Regions from separate parts of the Homo sapiens genome. Here region 2 is linked to region 1. A link is a loop called in an ENCODE intact Hi-C map of the cell type or tissue named here. Cell type or tissue: natural killer cell. All regions are shown on one strand. Each heading gives the region's core, and the rest is flanking DNA. Links, peaks and the distances in the headings are about the cores only.

What was found. Hi-C counts contacts between places; a loop is a spot of excess contacts. Peaks named below come from ENCODE experiments on the same cell type or tissue, not always from the same donor. Only the 100,000 strongest peaks of a DNase experiment are listed, where the experiment ranks them.
Region 2: it touches region 1 in a loop (14-fold over the local background); 5 of 110 quality-filtered maps call a loop at or near these places.

The regions. Positions count from the first base shown.
Region 1 is chr7:128,130,700-128,139,112 of GRCh38, forward strand. No RefSeq gene overlaps it. Among named protein-coding and RNA genes, the nearest start is that of MIR593, 53 kb to the left of the region's middle. RefSeq lists a silencer at 5,042-5,231 and an enhancer at 5,167-5,741. In natural killer cell, for the core only: CTCF peaks have their summits at 5,134 (motif pointing right) and 5,333; a DNase peak (open chromatin) is centred at 5,142; H3K4me3 peaks cover 1,076 bases; H3K27me3 peaks cover 3,229 bases.
Region 2 is chr7:128,383,848-128,392,260 of GRCh38, forward strand. LOC107986845 (a long non-coding RNA gene) reads left to right here and starts at 2,835. Exons shown (of 2, transcript NR_148339.1): 1 at 2,835-2,960; 2 at 8,054-8,413. RefSeq lists an enhancer at 7,524-8,025. In natural killer cell, for the core only: CTCF peaks have their summits at 4,031 (motif pointing left) and 4,232; a DNase peak (open chromatin) is centred at 4,024.

The sequences.
Region 1 (8,413 bases), core at 273-8,272:
GATCCAGCACAGAAGACTTAGAAGGAACAGCCAGCAGAGTAGACACAGCAGGGGAGGGTAGACAGCTGCACCCAGGGCTGCTGCAGGACAAGGAGGCAGGACTGGGAGAATGGGCCGTGGGAAAGTGGTTGGTGAACTTGTATTGTTTCCTGATTTGAGGGGATTCAAGAAAAAAATGAATCTTCCCCTTCTGCCTCCCCTCCTCTTCCCTTCCCTCCTTCCTCCTTTTCTCCCTGAATTATTCAGTCCAAAAGCCACTGGGTAGGGCTGGTTCAGGCAGGTACCTATGGCTAGGAGTTGGGTGGGGCAGCCTGGTACTGGGTGTTGGAGCATGAGTGGGTAAAGAGGGCATCTGTGTTTGTGTGCGATGGCAGCATCAGTAGATTGGTCACAGACGGAGATTGGTCAAAAAGCTAGTATAGTGAGGAGAGTAGGGGTTGTGCTTCTCACTGGTGGGAAAAAAAGAGTTATAAATACCAACAGTGGAAAATTAGAGAGAATTCTACAATGTTAAACTGGAATTGGACGCAGCAGTATAAACTAATGGCTACACACACACACACAGACACACACACACACACACACACACACACACACAGAGAAGATAGATAGATAGATAGATAGATAGATAGATAGATAGATAGATAGATAGATAGAGAAATCGAGATGAAAATCTGTGGAGAGAGAGAAATGTTCTCACTCTCCACTGAGAGGGCCTGGGAGCAGCACCATCCAATGCAAGGAGCATGCTGAGCACTCAGGTCTTGGCCCCTAAACACCACTGCCCCCTAAAAGGAACCAGGTTCCTAGAGAAATGGCTGATTCTGAGGCTAAACCAGAAACAGTACAGGGTAAGTCTGGAATATCTTGTACCAGAAAGTAGGGAAGGGCTCAGGGACATAGAGAGCCAGAGCGCCTGAATGGGCTCTCATAGGGCTCTCACATGCCAAATGTGGGAATATTTGAGCATCAAATTAAATAACAATAACAGATTATAACCCAGTAAATAAAGTGGAATCCATGAGCCTATACTGAGAGAAGCAGGGGCAGGGAGAAAGAGAGAGAGAGAGAGACGATGACAAAGCTTTTTTTTTTACAATAGAATGCCAACTAATAAATATAGAAGGAACAATGGAATTAGAAAAGTTGGCAGCCCTCATAGTAATAACTTACTCAGCCAAGAAACATCAATGGATGCTAAAACTAGTAAGTGGAAGTTTGAAGAATAACAGGATATTACAGAGCTTCAAAATACTTATTGACTACCATGGGGAAAGAGGCTTTCAGTGGTGAAACCTGGCAGTCGATACCTCAATCAACTAATCAAGGCTAACAACGTCACTATTGGACAAACTGAAATCATGTACCACCTGCCAGGACTCAATGAGGAACACCAGCATCACTTCTGTGATACTCCTGCCAGAGACGCATAGCCCGAATTGGGTTCACGCTACAAAATAACTGGCCTGTAATCTTGAAAAATATCAAGATCATGAAATTCAAGGAAAAACTGAGGGACTGTTCTAGACTGAAGGAAACGTGATGTGAAAACTAAGCAAAACATTGTGATCTTGGATTGGGTCCTTTTGGTAGGAAAGACATTATTGAGAAAATTGGTGAAATTTGATTGGCAGTGCAAATTAGGTGGCAGAGATGTATCTATGTTAATTTCCTCATTTTGCTAGTGTATTGTCCTTATTTGTAGCAAATGTGCATTAAAGTATTCTCGAGTGATAGGACAACATGTCAGCAACCTATTCTCAAATAGTACAAGGAAAAGAACATTTTTAATACTGTTCTTGCACCTTTTCAAGTTTAAAATATTTTAAAACAAAAAGAATAAAACAAAAAACAAATACACAAAAAAAATGGATGAGGAAGCCCAGAGACAATTCCAGGAAGCGGTTGGCTGGGTTTCTTCAAGTGCCAGTGAGATGAGAAATAAAAAGGCAGGATGGAGGGGAGGAGCTGATGTAGACTAACAAGATTCATACCGGTAAACATCCCGATTCCAACAGATGAGCCCTGGAAAGACATTTTAAAGATAATCAGGGATATCCGAATATGGACTGGCTATGAGATATTACCAAGTTATTCTTGCTAATATTCTAAGTGTGAAAAAGCCATTGTGATTATGTAAAAACACGTGGGGGTATTTTTCAGACGCATATTGAAGCACGTGGGAATAAAATGACATGAGGTCTGGCTAATAGTTGACAGAAAAGGGAGAGACACAACAAATAGAGAAAGACCTTTGATAATTATTGAATCCAGATTATAAGTGTTGTGTTAGTCGGCTCAGGCTGTTGGAGTGACTTTAAAAAACAGAAATTTATTTTCTCAGTGTGCAGGCTGGAAGTCCAAGATCAAGGTGCCAGCAGGTTTGTTTTCTCCCGAGGTGTCTCCACTTGAAGACAGCCACCTGGCCGTGTCCTCACAGTCTTCTCTCAGTCTGTGTTGTCTGTGGTCCTAATCTCTTTTTCTAAGGACACTGGTCATACTGGATTGGGCCCATCCATATGACCTCATTTTACCTTAATTACCTCTTTGAAGGCCCTATCTCCACATAAAGTCACATTCTTAGGTACTGAGGGTTAGGACTTCAACATGAATTTTAGGGGATGCGGTTTAACCTACAACAGGTATATGGGGGTTACCATAGTCTCTCATTTTGATGAATGTTTTTCATAATAAAAATTTTCATAATAGGCCAGGCACAGTAGCTCACGCCTGTAATCCCAGCACTTTGGGAGGTCAAGGCGGGCAGATCACCTGAGGTCAGGAGTTCAAGACCAGCCTGGCCAACATGGTGAAACACCATCTCTACTAAAAATACACACACACACACACACACACACACACACACACACACACACTAGCCAGGCATGGCAGTGAGCGCCTGTAGTCCCAGCTACTCAGGAGGCTGAGGCAGTAGAATCACTTGAGCCCAGGAGGCGGAGGTTTCAGTGAGCTGAGAGCATGCCATTGCACTCCAGCCTGGGCGACAGAGCAAGACTCCGTCTCAGAAAAAAATTATAATAAAAATAAATGCAGAAAGAGTAAGTTGAGATAGCCACTGTAGATGGGTCTTTTGAGGAGTTTTGCTGCAGAAAATATCAGAGAAATGGGATCATGCCTGGAGGTGGATGGAATACGGGGACAAGGGAGTTTTTGTTTTTTCTTTTAAAATGATTATTATTGAGGCATATTAGTATGCTAATAAGGAGAATCCAGTACAGAGAAAAAAAGTATGCACAATGAAAGACAGGGAATAATAGCAGGTGAAGATCCTTAGTTGGCAAGAGAGCATGGGGTACGGGTAAAAAATGGAGGTACCACCCTGTCTCTGCCAGGGGCTCTGTCTAGGCGGCTGTGAGAGTGAAGAAATCCTCTTCCAACCGACGATGTTCCTCAGTGAAAAAGGAAGGAAGGGCATTCCAGGTCTATATTTTATCATTTAAAAAAAAAAAAAAAAAAGGAGCAAGGGCATCTGTCAGTGAAGAGTGAGGGAGTGTCAGAGATTTTAGGAGAGGAGAGAAGATGAGAAATGCTCAATGAGGAGGAGAGTGGAGTGAACTGAGCGCAGAAGCAATGCCAGAAATCAGTTGGCCCCTTTGGAGGGCTGCCTTCATGGAATTAAAGGAGTGCCAGGTGGGGCGCCTCACGCCTGTAATCCCAGCACTTTGGGAGGCCAAGGCGGGCGGATCACCTGAAATCAGGAGGTCGAGACCAGCCTGGCCAACATGGTGAAACCTGGTCTCTACTAAAAGTACAAAACTTAGCCAGGCGTGGTGGTAGGCGTCTGTAATCCCAACTACTTGGAAGGCTGAGGCAGGAGAATCGCTTGAACCCGGGAGGCGGAGGTTGCAGTGAGCTGAGATCGCGCCATTGCACTCCAGCCTGGGTGACAAGAGCGAAATTCCGTCTCAAAAAAAAAAAAAGAAGTACCGACAGTCAGCTCTCTTCAGTGCCTCAGGAGGGTGTGGAAGACGCGAAGCTCTGGATTTAATCAAAGTTGGAGTTTGGTTAGGAAAATACAGTGAGGGGGCGGGACACCGAAAGTGAAGGATGTATGCAAGGGAGCGATTAGAAACACGTGCGTCAGAACACCAGCGGGAGCTTGATGAAAATTTAGGAGGTGGTGGTGGTCGAGCGGGATGGTTGAAATGTAAATTTTGGAGGGATGTGGGAATTAATAAGGACAACGTCTATGACATGACCGTGGAGCGGCTACCGCGCGGGGGTAGAAATTACTGGAGAAGAGACCAGGGATCAAGAGGTGGAAGAGCTGGATGGATTGTCTACGTGGATTTCGGAGCCTGTTATTTTGGCAGTCACCTTTCTAATTTTCTAAATTCTTACTTGTTCCCCTTTGAAAAGCATTCTGTTCTTGTTCTGTGGCTATAAAATTTTCTGAATCTTTCTAAGGATATTAGAGCGTCTCCCTCTCTCTCTCTCCACACACACACACACACACACACACACACACACACTTTTGTTCTTCAAATCATCTTTTTCTTTGGAGTTGGTTGCACTCCTGGTTTATCTAGATCATTCTCATTTGATGAAACACCGTGGTGAAAACCCTCCTACCTAGTGCTTCGCCCTCATCACGATTATCCATGTGGTGAGTCTTTAAAGGCCAGGTGACGGCCCTTCCCCCTCTCCTGGGAAATCACGCCAGCGCTGATCCTGCTAGGAGAGGGGAGAGGGGAGAGAATATGAATGAGACCTTGAAAGCAGAAGCCTCACTTTGGGGTCATATTTGGAAAAGCCCCTGTCTTCAGCAGCCACAGAAGCTCCCCCTGGGACCTCCTCAAGCCAGGAGCAGGCTGTGAGAGGTTTCCCTGGAATGGGGGTCTGGGTGCCCCCCACCCCCGTTTCCACCTCCCGCCTGCACCGCCGGGAGCTCCGGAGGAGTTCCCGGGGACCTAGAAACAGCGGCGAGAGCGTGAGAGGGGAAGAGCTGGGGGTCCGGGCCAAAAGGAGGATGGAGGGGCTAGGCTTCTAGAGCGTGGGAAGGGGTCCCAGGGACCGAGCCAAGTGGAAGGCTTGTCCAGGCCCCCGCCTGCTCCCCTGGATCTGGAGGGAGCCTCCACGTGCTTCCGGCTGGGGCGGCACCGCGCAGTGCCGGGAGCGCCCACGAGGGGGCGCGCGAGCTCGGCGGCGGCGGCGGCGCCCCAGCGGGAGCGGGAGGCCGCGGGGCACAAAGAGTGGCGGGGCGGACCCTGGGGCGCCCGGGTTCCCTGTCCCGTGGGTCCCCAGCAAACCGCAGCGGTAGGAGAGGTGGGCTTTGCCTCTGAAGCACAGCAGGCCCTTAACAAGTTTTCACGGACTGAATGCGTGAGCTATGTAAGCCCTGCCGCATCGCGACGTTAGAGGTTTCCCAAGTTACGCCCCCGCAGGCGCTCTGATGCTGACATATTAAAAGAAGCCCGGAGGAAGAGGGCGACGCACGCGGGTGGCTTTAGGCCGCCTATTTGGGGAATAAATGACAGAAGGGGCGTGGTGGGGTGGGGAGGAAGCGGGTCCCCGCGCCCTGGGTTCCGATTCTGGCCCGAGGCTCAGCTAGGATGGCCCCAGATCCCAGAGAACGTCCTACCTAGTGCCCGTTTCTACACCTCCCCCTCCCGCCCCAGAGTTACGGGTTAAGGAGAAAGACTTGGTCAGAGAAAACGTGAGACGGCGCCGGGGCAGGGACCCTCCTCCCGCAGCACACATCCCACCCTCCTTGCTCAGACACAGGCTTTTTCTGGCTGCTTGTGCTTCTAGGAGGCGCCACTGCGGGAGTCAGCCGTAGGAGGGGTGGGCTTTGCCTCTGAAGCACAGCAGGCCCTTAACAAGTTTTCACGGACTGAATGCATGAGCTATGTACGCCCTGCAGCACCGCGACGTTAGGACCCCCTTCTCCAGGAGGGGTCCTTAACCAGCTCCCCCTCCTCTGTGGTGATGACAGTGACAACCCCAGGTTCAAATCCCTGTTAACCGGCCGGGCGCGGCGGATCATGCCTGTAATCCCAGCACTTTGGGAGGCCGAGACGCGCGGATCACGAGGTCAGGAGATCGAGACCATCCTGGCTAACACGGTGAAACCCCGTCTCTACTAAAAATACAAAAAAAAAAAAAAAATTAGCCGGGCCTGGTGGCGGGCGCCTGTAGTCCCAGCTACTCGGGAGGCTGAGGCAGGAGAATGGCGTGAACCCAGGAGGCGGAGGTTGCAGTGAGCCGAGATCGCGCCACTGCACTCCAGCCTGGGCGACAGAGCAAGACTCCGTCTCAAAAAAAAAAAAATCCCTGTTAACCACCTGGGGGAACTCTCCAGGGCCCCCTTTCTCCCCAGTTACACTGAGTCATGGGACTAATTAAGGCACCTGCCACAGGAATCATTGTGAGGGTTAAATGAGGCGCTCGAGGCAGCTGGAAAGGGAGAATCCTGTCTGGGAAAGGAGGCAGCTGGGCCTGGGACATCGGCCTGGGGCACGGGACTCCCCTGGGCCATGTAAGAGCTGGCCTTACCTGGCCCGTCCAGTGGAGGCTCAGCTAGAGGGATAAGCTCTCAGCTGGTAACAATGGCGGCTGCCAGTTTTCTGCTTGGGTAAGAGGTGGGCACCAGCCCTGTGAGCGGCCTTCATTGCCTCATAGAGTTTTGGAGAGTTGCACGTGCCGTGGGCCATAAACTTCAGCCATGAGTAAACATCACACAGAACCCTGTGCTTAGAGGCCCCTCCTCTGGGTTCTTGCAAACATATTGGTCAACTAATATGTCTCTGGCACGTGCTAAATGCTACAGCGGCAGGAATTCCTGACTCACATTTCTTTCTGCCTTTCGTGCCCTCCCCCAGATAGCTGCGTGGCTCTATAACTTCCTTCCAGTTTCTGCTCAAATGAACCCCTACCCGTGCAACCCTTGTCCCCTTATTCTGCTTTATTTTTTCCATAGCACTTATTACCACCTGCCAAATTGATTTATTTATTGTTTATTCTTCCCCATTAATATTGAAACCCCACAAAGGCAGGGACAATAATTTATTTAAAAATCTAGTTCTAGATTAAGGGTCCTGGGAGTACCCGCTAGAGACTATAACGGCAAAAAATGCCAAAAAGAGAGAGGTGGACATAGAAAGAAAAAGAAAAAAGCTTAAACAAAGGATTGAAACCCCCCACTGAAAATTATAAAATACATGAGGAATTCTAATGCTAAGACAAACAAAATCTACAATCAGAAGATGAATTCACTGCAGATGACGTTAATTTTATAGAATAGTTTGACAAATATTGTAAGTAAATGTGTTTGAGGAGCTTAAGGAAATGACTGAAGGAACAACTTCTATTAAATAAAAAAAAAAACCAAGACATTCAAATAGGCAGAAATGAACCAAGAAGTAGACATCTTAGAAATAAAATAAGTATTGGCTGTTGAAAAAAAAGTTATAGGATGAATTCCAAAATAGAAACAAAGAGTATATTAGTAAATCTGAAGATGGTAAAAAAAAAAAGAATTAGTTTAGAATGCAGCACAGACTGATGAAGAGACTAAAATAAGAACGAATTAAGACACATGAATGATGGATTAAAATAGACTCTGATGTATGAAAATAGGAATCTCAGAAGAAGAGAATGGAAAAATAATATTTGGAACAATAAAGCTAAGAATTTCCTGGATTGAAGAGGACATGAATTATTTGATTATAAGTGCACTCAAGGTGCCAAGCAAGGTAAATAAAAATAAGTCTACACCTAAGCACATTGTCTGCAACTGCGGAACATAAAGGATAACAAGACAATAGCAGAAGCTATCAAAAAGAAAAGATAAAATCCACCTAAAGGCATGTCTATTAGACTGTCAGCCTACTCCTCATAAGCAATGGAATAATATCTTTAAAGCCCTGAGTTTATATGCAGCTAAATTATCATTCAGGAACAAAGGCAAAATAGAGATATTTTCAGACATACAAAGACTAAGAGGATCTACCTCCCACAGATGTTCACTACAAGAAAAGTAATTCAGCAAGAAGAGAAATGAACCCAGAGAGAGGACGTGGGATGTAATAAACAATGGTCAGCATGGACATTGATAAAATGTTAGTACATTTAACTAATTTCCAACTTTAAAAAGAAAGTTTTTGTGACTTAAAAAAGGTAAAGTGAAAATTCCGAAAAGACAATATAAGCATAGGGAGGGGTGGTGTTCTGTTGGTGATTAAAGTAAACGAATGGACTTGTATTTGGGAGGAGAATAGAAATACTAGATTTTTGACAGTGTCAGAATAGTTTATAGTGAAGTGTGCATATTAAAAATGTAAAAGTAATTGTTAAAGGAAAAGAAATGCAATCCTTTCAAATCAGCAGAAGAAATGCAGAAAGCTTGATCAATCCAACGGAAGGTGAGAAAGAAGAAAAAAGAAGCAAAGAA
Region 2 (8,413 bases), core at 204-8,203, 250 kb after region 1:
TCAGAGGGGAATTTTGCAGAAGGGCAGGGCAAGGGCTGAGCCTGCAATGAGAGGGAGGAGGGGCCAGGCCCTGAGTGCTCAGCCTATGACCTCAGCCTTGGCCAGCTGAAGCTGCCCTGGCACCCGGATGCCTGTCAGCCTGGGCTTATATGCCTGACTGGACCAGAAAGAGATCCCTGTGTAGCCAGTCCTGAGGCAAGGGTGGGGGTGTGACAAAGAAGTTTGATGCCAGAGAGGGAGTCCAATCAGCCCCAGGGCTGCAGAGCACACAAGGGGAGGGAGGAGGTTGGTGGGGCTGGCACGGGGCCCTGTCGCCCAGGGCCCCCTGCCAGCTCAGTCCTTCTCTACCTCTCTCCTACTGACAGGAAGAACCTCCACCCCACTCTTCTCTTTCCTTTCTCCATCCCCAGGCTATTCTGCCCTACCCCGGGAGAGTGGGAGGGGCAGGGACTTTGGGGCTAGAGATTGAGGCTGTGGGCTGGGCGGTGGCTCATGCCTGTAGTCTCAGCATTTTGGAAGGCTGAGGCAGGAGGATCACTTGAGGCCAGGAGTTCGAGACCAGCCTGGGCAACATGGTGAAACCCCATCTCTACACAAAATACAAAGAAAAAATTAGTAGATGTAGTAGCATGCACCTGTAGTCCCAGTTAATCAAGAGGCTGAGGTGACAGGATCATTTGAGCCTGGGAGGTCAAAGCTGCAGTGAGCCATAATCATGCTACCACATTCCAGCCTGGGTGACAGAGTGAGACCCTCTCTCAAAAAAATAAAAATAAAAATAGAAAGAATGAGGCTGGGTCACAACCTCAGCTCAGTGGCTGAGAAGCTGGGTGACCTTAGGCAAATTACTATGGCCCTCTGAGCCTGTTTTCTCCCCTGGAAATGAGGATGATTTTAGTCCCCACTTCCCAGGGCTGTATTAAATGGCACCACGCATGTTAACACAGTGTCCAGCGTAGAGCCAACCCTCCAAGTGCCATCTTTGTGTTATGATCCTGTATACGCTGCATTACCCACAAATACAAAAGAAGGTTGGTCTCCCCTGCCAGCTGGCTGGTTCCTCAAGGGAGCACGTGTCCTCTTGATATCTTTATATCCTCAGCCTTGCTATATACTTCCTGTTGTGGACCGGGTGATGAATATGTTTTATGTATTCATTCAGCATTTAACAGGTATTTATGGGTGACAGTGTTTTAGGGGATAAAAACATATAAGGGAAAACAAACACTCCGCACATATTTATTTATGTTTTAGAGTCAGGGTCCGGCTCTATTGCCCAGGCTGCAGAGGCACAATCAGAGCTCACTGCAGTCTTGAATTCCTGAGCTCAAGGGATTCTCCTGCCTCAGCCTGCTGAGTGGCTGGCATCACCACACCTGCCTATTTTTTTTTTGTAGAGACAGAGTCTCACTGTGTTGCCCAGGCTGGTCTCGAACTCCTGGGCTCAAGCCATCCTCCTGCTTTGGCTTCTTAAAGTGCTGGGATTATAGGCAGGAGCCACACGCCGCACAGGCCAGGCTCTATGCATACAAAGAGAGGGTATGTTTGTGTTGTGTTATGGAAAAAAATGAAGCAGGAGGGGCAGGGATGGGGTCAGAGAGTGAGGGTGTGTCGGGGTGGCAAGGGGGTTCAGGGAAGGTCTAACACGATGCCCTTGAGCAGAGACCCAAAGAAAGTGAGGGAGTGAGCCACAGGGCCTGGGGTGAAGAGGAGGGCACTGGCATTGGAGGACAGCAAGGAGGCCAGCATGACCAGGACAGTATGGGTAGGGGACAAGCAAGAGAAAGCCTGAGACAGTGGAGGCCTGATCATGAAGGACCTGTAGGCCCCAGCAAAGACTGACTTCTACTTTGACCCCAGGGAAACCAGTGGAGTGTTTTAAGCAGAGGAACAACCTGCTCTCACTCACATTTTAGAAGAATCACCTTGGCTGCTGTGTATTGAGAAAATTCTGGAAGGAGGCAACAGTGGGGGCTAGGAAAATTGGAGCCCTTTGCAGTAACCCAGGTGGAAGATGGTGATGGTTGGAGCAGCATTGTTGCAGAAGAGACTGGAGGAAGTGGTCAGACTGAAGGCAGTGCTAACGGGATTTGCTGATGGATTAAATATGAAGTGTGTGCCAAGCATGATGGCTCATGCCTGTAATCCCAGCACTTTGGGAGGCCAAGGTGGGAGGATCACTTGAGGTCAGGAGTTCAAGACTAGCCTGGGCAACAAAGTGAGACTCTGTCTCTACAAAAATAAAAAATTAGCTAGAAGTGGCAGCGCATGTCTGTAGTCCCAGCTACTCTGGAGGCTGAGGTAGGAGGATTGCTTAAGCCTGTGAGGTCAAGGCTGCAGTGAGCTATGATTGCGCCACTACCCTCCAGCCTGGGAGACAGAGCAAGACCCTGTCTCTTAAATAAGTAAATAAATAAATAGTGAGAGAAAGTGGAGTCAAGAATGACTCCAAGGGTTTTTGTTTTGTTTTGTTTATCTGAGCAACCAGAGGAATGAATTTGCTAGTTTTTAAGATAGGGTAAATTTAAGGAGGACCAGGTCTGGGAGGGTGGCAGGGAGTGTGATGTTAATTATATGTGTCAACTTGACTGGGCCACAGAGTGCCCAGGTATTTGTTTAAATATATTTCTGAGTGTGTCTGGGAGGGTGTTTCTGGATGAGATTTACATTTGAATCAGCTGATTGAATAAAGCAGACACCCCTCCCCAATGTGGGTGGCCCTCATCCAATCCATTGAAGGCTTGAATAGAACAAAAAAGGCTGAGTAAGAGAAAATCTGCTCTTTCTGCCTGTCTTCAAGCCGGGACATCAGTCTTCTCCTGCCTTTGGACTCTGGACTTACACCATCAGCTCTACTGGTTCTCAGGCCTTTGGACTCGAACTGGAACTACACCATTGGCTCTCCTGGGTCTCCAGCTTGGCAACTGCAGGTCTTGGGACTTGTCAGCCTCCACAATGATGTGAGCCAATTCTTTATAACAGTCTGTCTCTCTCTCTGTCTCTCCACAAACACATGCATTTTTTTTTTAGAAAAATATTGTATGATTTGTTCTGTTTCTCTGGAGAACCCAGACTACTACAGGGAGTCCGAAATTCAGCATTGGTTATGGTCAGTGTGAGATGTGGAGTAGGCAGGGAGAGGAGAGCTCAAGGGAGTAGAGAGTAGGTAATTGAACTGGATTTGAATCCTCCAAATCTGTCCCTTGACCTACTTGAAGTCGGTTTTCTCCTCTGCACAGTCCCTGGAATGGAATCCTTTCCTGCATCTCCTCTCCCCAGGTAGTCCTGGATTCCAGCTTTGTGTCCTCCTTGGCAAGCTCCCCTGTCCTGAAACTGCAGAGGGGCCACATGACCTCCACAGTCTGAACTGCTATTCCCTGTCCCTCTGTGGTCCTTTGCCAGGAGAAGCCCCCACCACGAGGTCAGGGGAGACCCTGAGCAGAGGAGTCTCCCCCCACCAGGCCAAGCAAGGAAAGAGCTCAGCTGGAAGGGGCTGGATTCATTCTCGCCTCTCTCCAGCCACTCCTGCAGCTCCTGGCTTCCTCGCAAGCCTCTCCATCAGCGCCCTCACAGGGCTTGGACACTTCACAGCTGCTGGGAGAAAGAATGGAATGGACCCAAGGACATCCAGGCAGGCCCAGGCCCTACCTGCTGGCGACTCGGGCAAGTCACTTTCTCTCTCCGAGTCTCGTTGTCCCATTCATCATAAAGGAACAGGCATTACTGCTATAGGGTTGCTGAGGATAAGATGCACCTTGTACAGCATAGTAATGAACGGCGGCAGAAAACAGGTCTTTTAGGCTCCTCTCCCCACCTAGCCAGCCTCTTTCCTTTCTCGGAGATGAGATTAGTTTACCCGCAAGCCCCGCCTGTCCTTTGGAAGCCAAATTTTACTACGGATGCAGGCAACCAGGGAATGGTTGCCAAGGGCCGGACTTTGAAAGGAAGGGCTGCTTGTTGCCTAGGAAACTGCCCCACTCCGGGTTCCCTGGGGTCCCAACGGTCGATGGGTCTTGGCGCCATCTGCCGGACACAGTACCACACTGCTTCTGAAGCTCCTAGACCCGGAGTCCCACAGCCTGTAGCAGGGAACACTCCTCTTCCCCTGCCCATTCTCCCCCACGACATCTCCACATAAAAGCTCTTTGCTCCTTTTGCCGCCAGGCTTTCCCAGAGATTAGAGGCATGGGAAGGAGTTGAAGTACTGTGGAGGGTGGGAGCGATGTCTTTCTCTACACAGAAAGAAAGAGGACAGGGAAGCAGGACTCCTGGTAGCCTGAGGTCCAAGAAAGTCTCTCCCTTAATTGCTTTCCTGAGGCTTGCCATCCACTTGGAAACTTTGTTTCCCACTATCTGCCTTTCCACAGGGAGGGAGGCATGGAAATGAAGAGGTTAAAGTTGAGGTAGGAGAGTGACATGTCGGTCACCCCAAGGTCCTGGTGCAACATCCCCTCCTGGGGAACCACTCAACTCCCACTGCTCCTAGACCGGAGTCCCCTTTTCTTCTCTGGGAGAACCTTCCTACCCACCTGACAGTTGCCAGGTGAACCCCTTGGAGCCTCAGATCGTCCTGCCCACTGGCAGAAGAGGGAGAAGCAGAAAGGTGCCTACTATGAGACTAGGATTCCTGAGTTCAATACCCACCCAAGGCAGACCCTGGGCTTGGCCACCCTGAGATCAGCCTGCCCTGAAAGGTGAAGGGGGAAGTGAAATATCTGAGGTTGGGATGCCTGGGGGTGGGGGTGTGCCTCTTTCCCTTTTAGGATCACAAGTAGAGAAACTGAGGCACAGAGTGAGCAAAAGGCTGCTCTTTACCTGTTCCAGGCTAATACCACATCTTGCTATCCAGATGTCCCCTCTCCAATTCTAGCTGGGCTGGGGTGGGGATGGGGGGCAAAGTTGACTTGGAAGCTGACACCCTGGCCCTCAGCCCAGAAGCTGATGTTGTCAATGGGCTTAAGAGCAGGTGGAGCAGGAGGCTGGGGACCAGGTCTCCTGGGTCCCTAAACCCACCTGTTTTCCCTCCTGAGCTGAGCCAGAAGGGTAAGCAAGGAGGAGGCTGGTGATGATGATGCCTGCACCCTGCAAGTGAGAAGCCATGCCCTGAGGACAATAGATGTGAGAGGTGGGGCTGGGTGCTCTGGCCTAGAAGAGGCTGCATGTGGCTGGAGGCTCCAACCTGGCCGCTGCCCTCTGTCCAGGTTCCCTGCCTCCAAACTCTCCTCAGCAGGAAGCAGGAGGGCTTCAGGGGTAAGGTGAGGTGGGCAGGGTTGGCCCCCCAACCTCCTGATTAGCTGAGTCTGAGTGTCAGGCTATAGTGGGGTCAAAGAGGCTGAGGTTGGAATGTGACCCTTACAAGCCAGAAGGGATCCTGAAAGAATAAAAAGCTCCAAGGAAGGGGAGAGGGAGGAGCTACCTCCCCCAACCCACCACGTCCCAATGGCTGGGTCCTTCCTCTCCAGCCCTGACTCCAGATGTGAGGAGAGAGGTGGAAGGAGAGACTGAGGGGAGCTGAGTGCCTCACAGCTGGGGCACTGCCCCTGCCTCCCCTCCACACTGACTGCCACTTCCTGACTGGCACTGGAGCCACAGAAGCTGAAAGGAGCCTCAGAGGGCTAGTCCAGTCCCCCTGAATGATTGGGTCATGCCATCTGAGGGCCCTGTTCGCAGTCCTTGGAGCCTGGGAGACAGTGAGGCCAGAGGTGAGGGCCACCCACTCCTCCTCCTCTTGGTCCCCCAGGGGGCACCAGAGATGGCCCCACTGCTACCCCCTGTGAGAGTAACTTGACTCTCCTGCTCCACATGCCTGCACTGAAGCCCAGGCCTCCCAGTCCCCTGGCTCTACCTGCTGCTCCTGTTCCTGCCCTGGCTGGGGGCGAAGCCAGCTGCCTAGGCTAAGTCCCTGCAGCTCCACCTGGCCTGCAGCTTTGACGCGCTGGCTGGGAGAGTGCACTGAGCCATTTCTTTTGCAGTGGCCTGGTGCAGGCTGCCTGAATGCTAATGTTGCTGCAAGGACCCTGGGGCACTGGCTGGTTGCACGCTGGCAGTGCACCCTCTCCCTGGGTGGCTACACCTTTGCGCAGATGCCGCTGCCCATGAGCTGGAACCTGGGTCACCACAGCAGCGTGGTTCAGCGCCTGTGGGGCCACATCTTCCACAATCTGGTGGTGAGCAGCCTGGATCACATGGTGCTGGGTGTGTGCCAGGGAGGGGTGAGGGGGTACCTGTGCTGCACAGACCTGGCTGGACCTCAGGGGGGCAGGTAGTACTGCTGACCAAGGCATCTCTGATCTGCATTTCTCCCAAATGTGGCTCTGGGCTGCCTCTGAATATCCACCTGCTGTGGCCTTCCTACCCAGAGTGTCTCTCCCTTTGTCCCACTTAAGCCTCCTGCACTGTGGCTGAATTTGCATCTCACAGTAAGTGTGTTTCCTGAGTCCAGACTTACATGCGTTTATTACCCAGGCAAGGGGAGGGCCCATAGGACACAGTAAGACTCATTTACTCATGCCTGTAATCCCAGCACTTTGGGAGGCCGAGGCGGGCGGATCACCTGAGGTCCGGAGTTCAAGACCAGCCTAGCCAACATGGTGAAACCCTATCTCCACTAAAAATACAAAAATTAGCTGGGCGTGGTCGTGGGCACCTGTAGTCTCAGCTACTCCGGAGGCTGAGGCAGGAGAATCGCTTGAACCCGGGAGGTGAAGGTTGCAATGAACCTAGATTGTGCCACTGCCCTCCAGCCTGGGTGACAGAGGGAGATTCTATCTCAAAAAAAAAAAAAAAAAGACTCATTTACTGAGCACCTGTAACCTTCCTCGTTCGTTCTCACATAATCCTTGCAATGAAGCCTGGAGGTGGGTGCTATGTCATCTGCTTTTCTTAGGACGCGTACTGTGGCAAGTCTCAGACCATATAACTAGATGCATGGAATTCCTCTAAAACAGTAATTCTCTAACTTTAGAACGTATCAGAATTGAGCGGCTGAGTAGCAACCCAGAGGCTCAGACCCCATCCTACTATGGCAAGCCTAGGACTTGTTATTAGCTCTCCAGGTGATTCTGACATGCACCAAACTTGCAGAGCCACTGTGCTAAAACCTCCTCTAGAAGGGCCATACTAATGCTACCATACCTTAAGGTGGAGATCACTGACTTACAAGGTAATTCATCCATTGGTCAGCTCTATTAACCAACTAGGTTTAGTTCAAAACGGAACTTCTCCCTTTGAACCACTCACGCTCTTGATTCAGAGTGACTTGGCATTTATCTGAAAACCCTTAGATCTTTCCCATCTCAACAGCTGGTCAAGGTGCTTCCTGCATGACTTTTGTAAACCAATGCACAAGACAAACCATGAAACAAGACAAACCATGAAACCATGTTTTGATCCATCCCCTCTCATCTTCAACCATCCCCTGGGACCTGGGCATTGTCCTCCCTCCCCGCTGGGTCACCTCTGACTCAGGTGCTCATCAAGGCCAGATTCCAGGGCACAAGGCCTCCCAGGACTGTCAATGACCCATTCACTTTGCAAGAACTCCTGGAGCAGATGTTGAACCAGCTCTGAGCCCACCTGATAGTCCTGCTGTCCAGCTCTTTCCTTTTTGTCCCTAGAAGCACAAAGCTAAAAAATGATGCAGTGAAAGGCTGGCCCCTGAGCAAGTAGCTCTTTGGCAGAAGGGGCCTGGGAGAAGGCAGGTATTAGCATGGCATGGCAGCAGGGAGCTGAGGGGCCCCTCCCTTAGCCATAGGAGTGTATCCAGATCTTCTCCTTGGTCTGCTCATTCCCGCCACCTGAGCATCCCCTGGCCATCTTCCGTGCCTCTGCCCACTTGAGTGGTATCTGTACCTTTGATGGACAGCTTTGTGCCCACTGCCCAACAACAGAGGCACAGGAAGGCAATGTGAATGTTCCAAAACCCCTCAACTCTAGGGGTATTCAGCAGCCCACGTGACAGTACTGTCTCCACCAGCCGGGGTTGAGGCTGGGAGGCAGGTCCTGAGCCACATACAAACAGTGGGAGCTGACCCACTCTGCTTTGTACCTACAGGTGTGTTTCGGCAGATGAGACCACAGGCGCTGGCCATGCTGTACTTCCACCTGTGCCCTGGCTGCACCATGTGGCATGATGAGGCTGCGGAGGGCGTTTTCCGGCAGCTGGGTGTGAGGCCCCGATGCTGGAATTCTACAGCCATGATGACCCCTCAACAATGCTGCCTGGCTGCAGGAGTTGCTGAGTGGCTTGCAGTAGGTGAAGCCTGGGAGACCTCCTGACATGGGGCCCACCTGCACCAGCACACCCCCACCCCACCCCCAGTACCTCAACACCCTCAAACCTTCCTGGGGAGGCAGGGCCTGGTGCCATACCCCCCAGCCCAACTCTGATGGGGCTCCAGCCACCCAATGGACA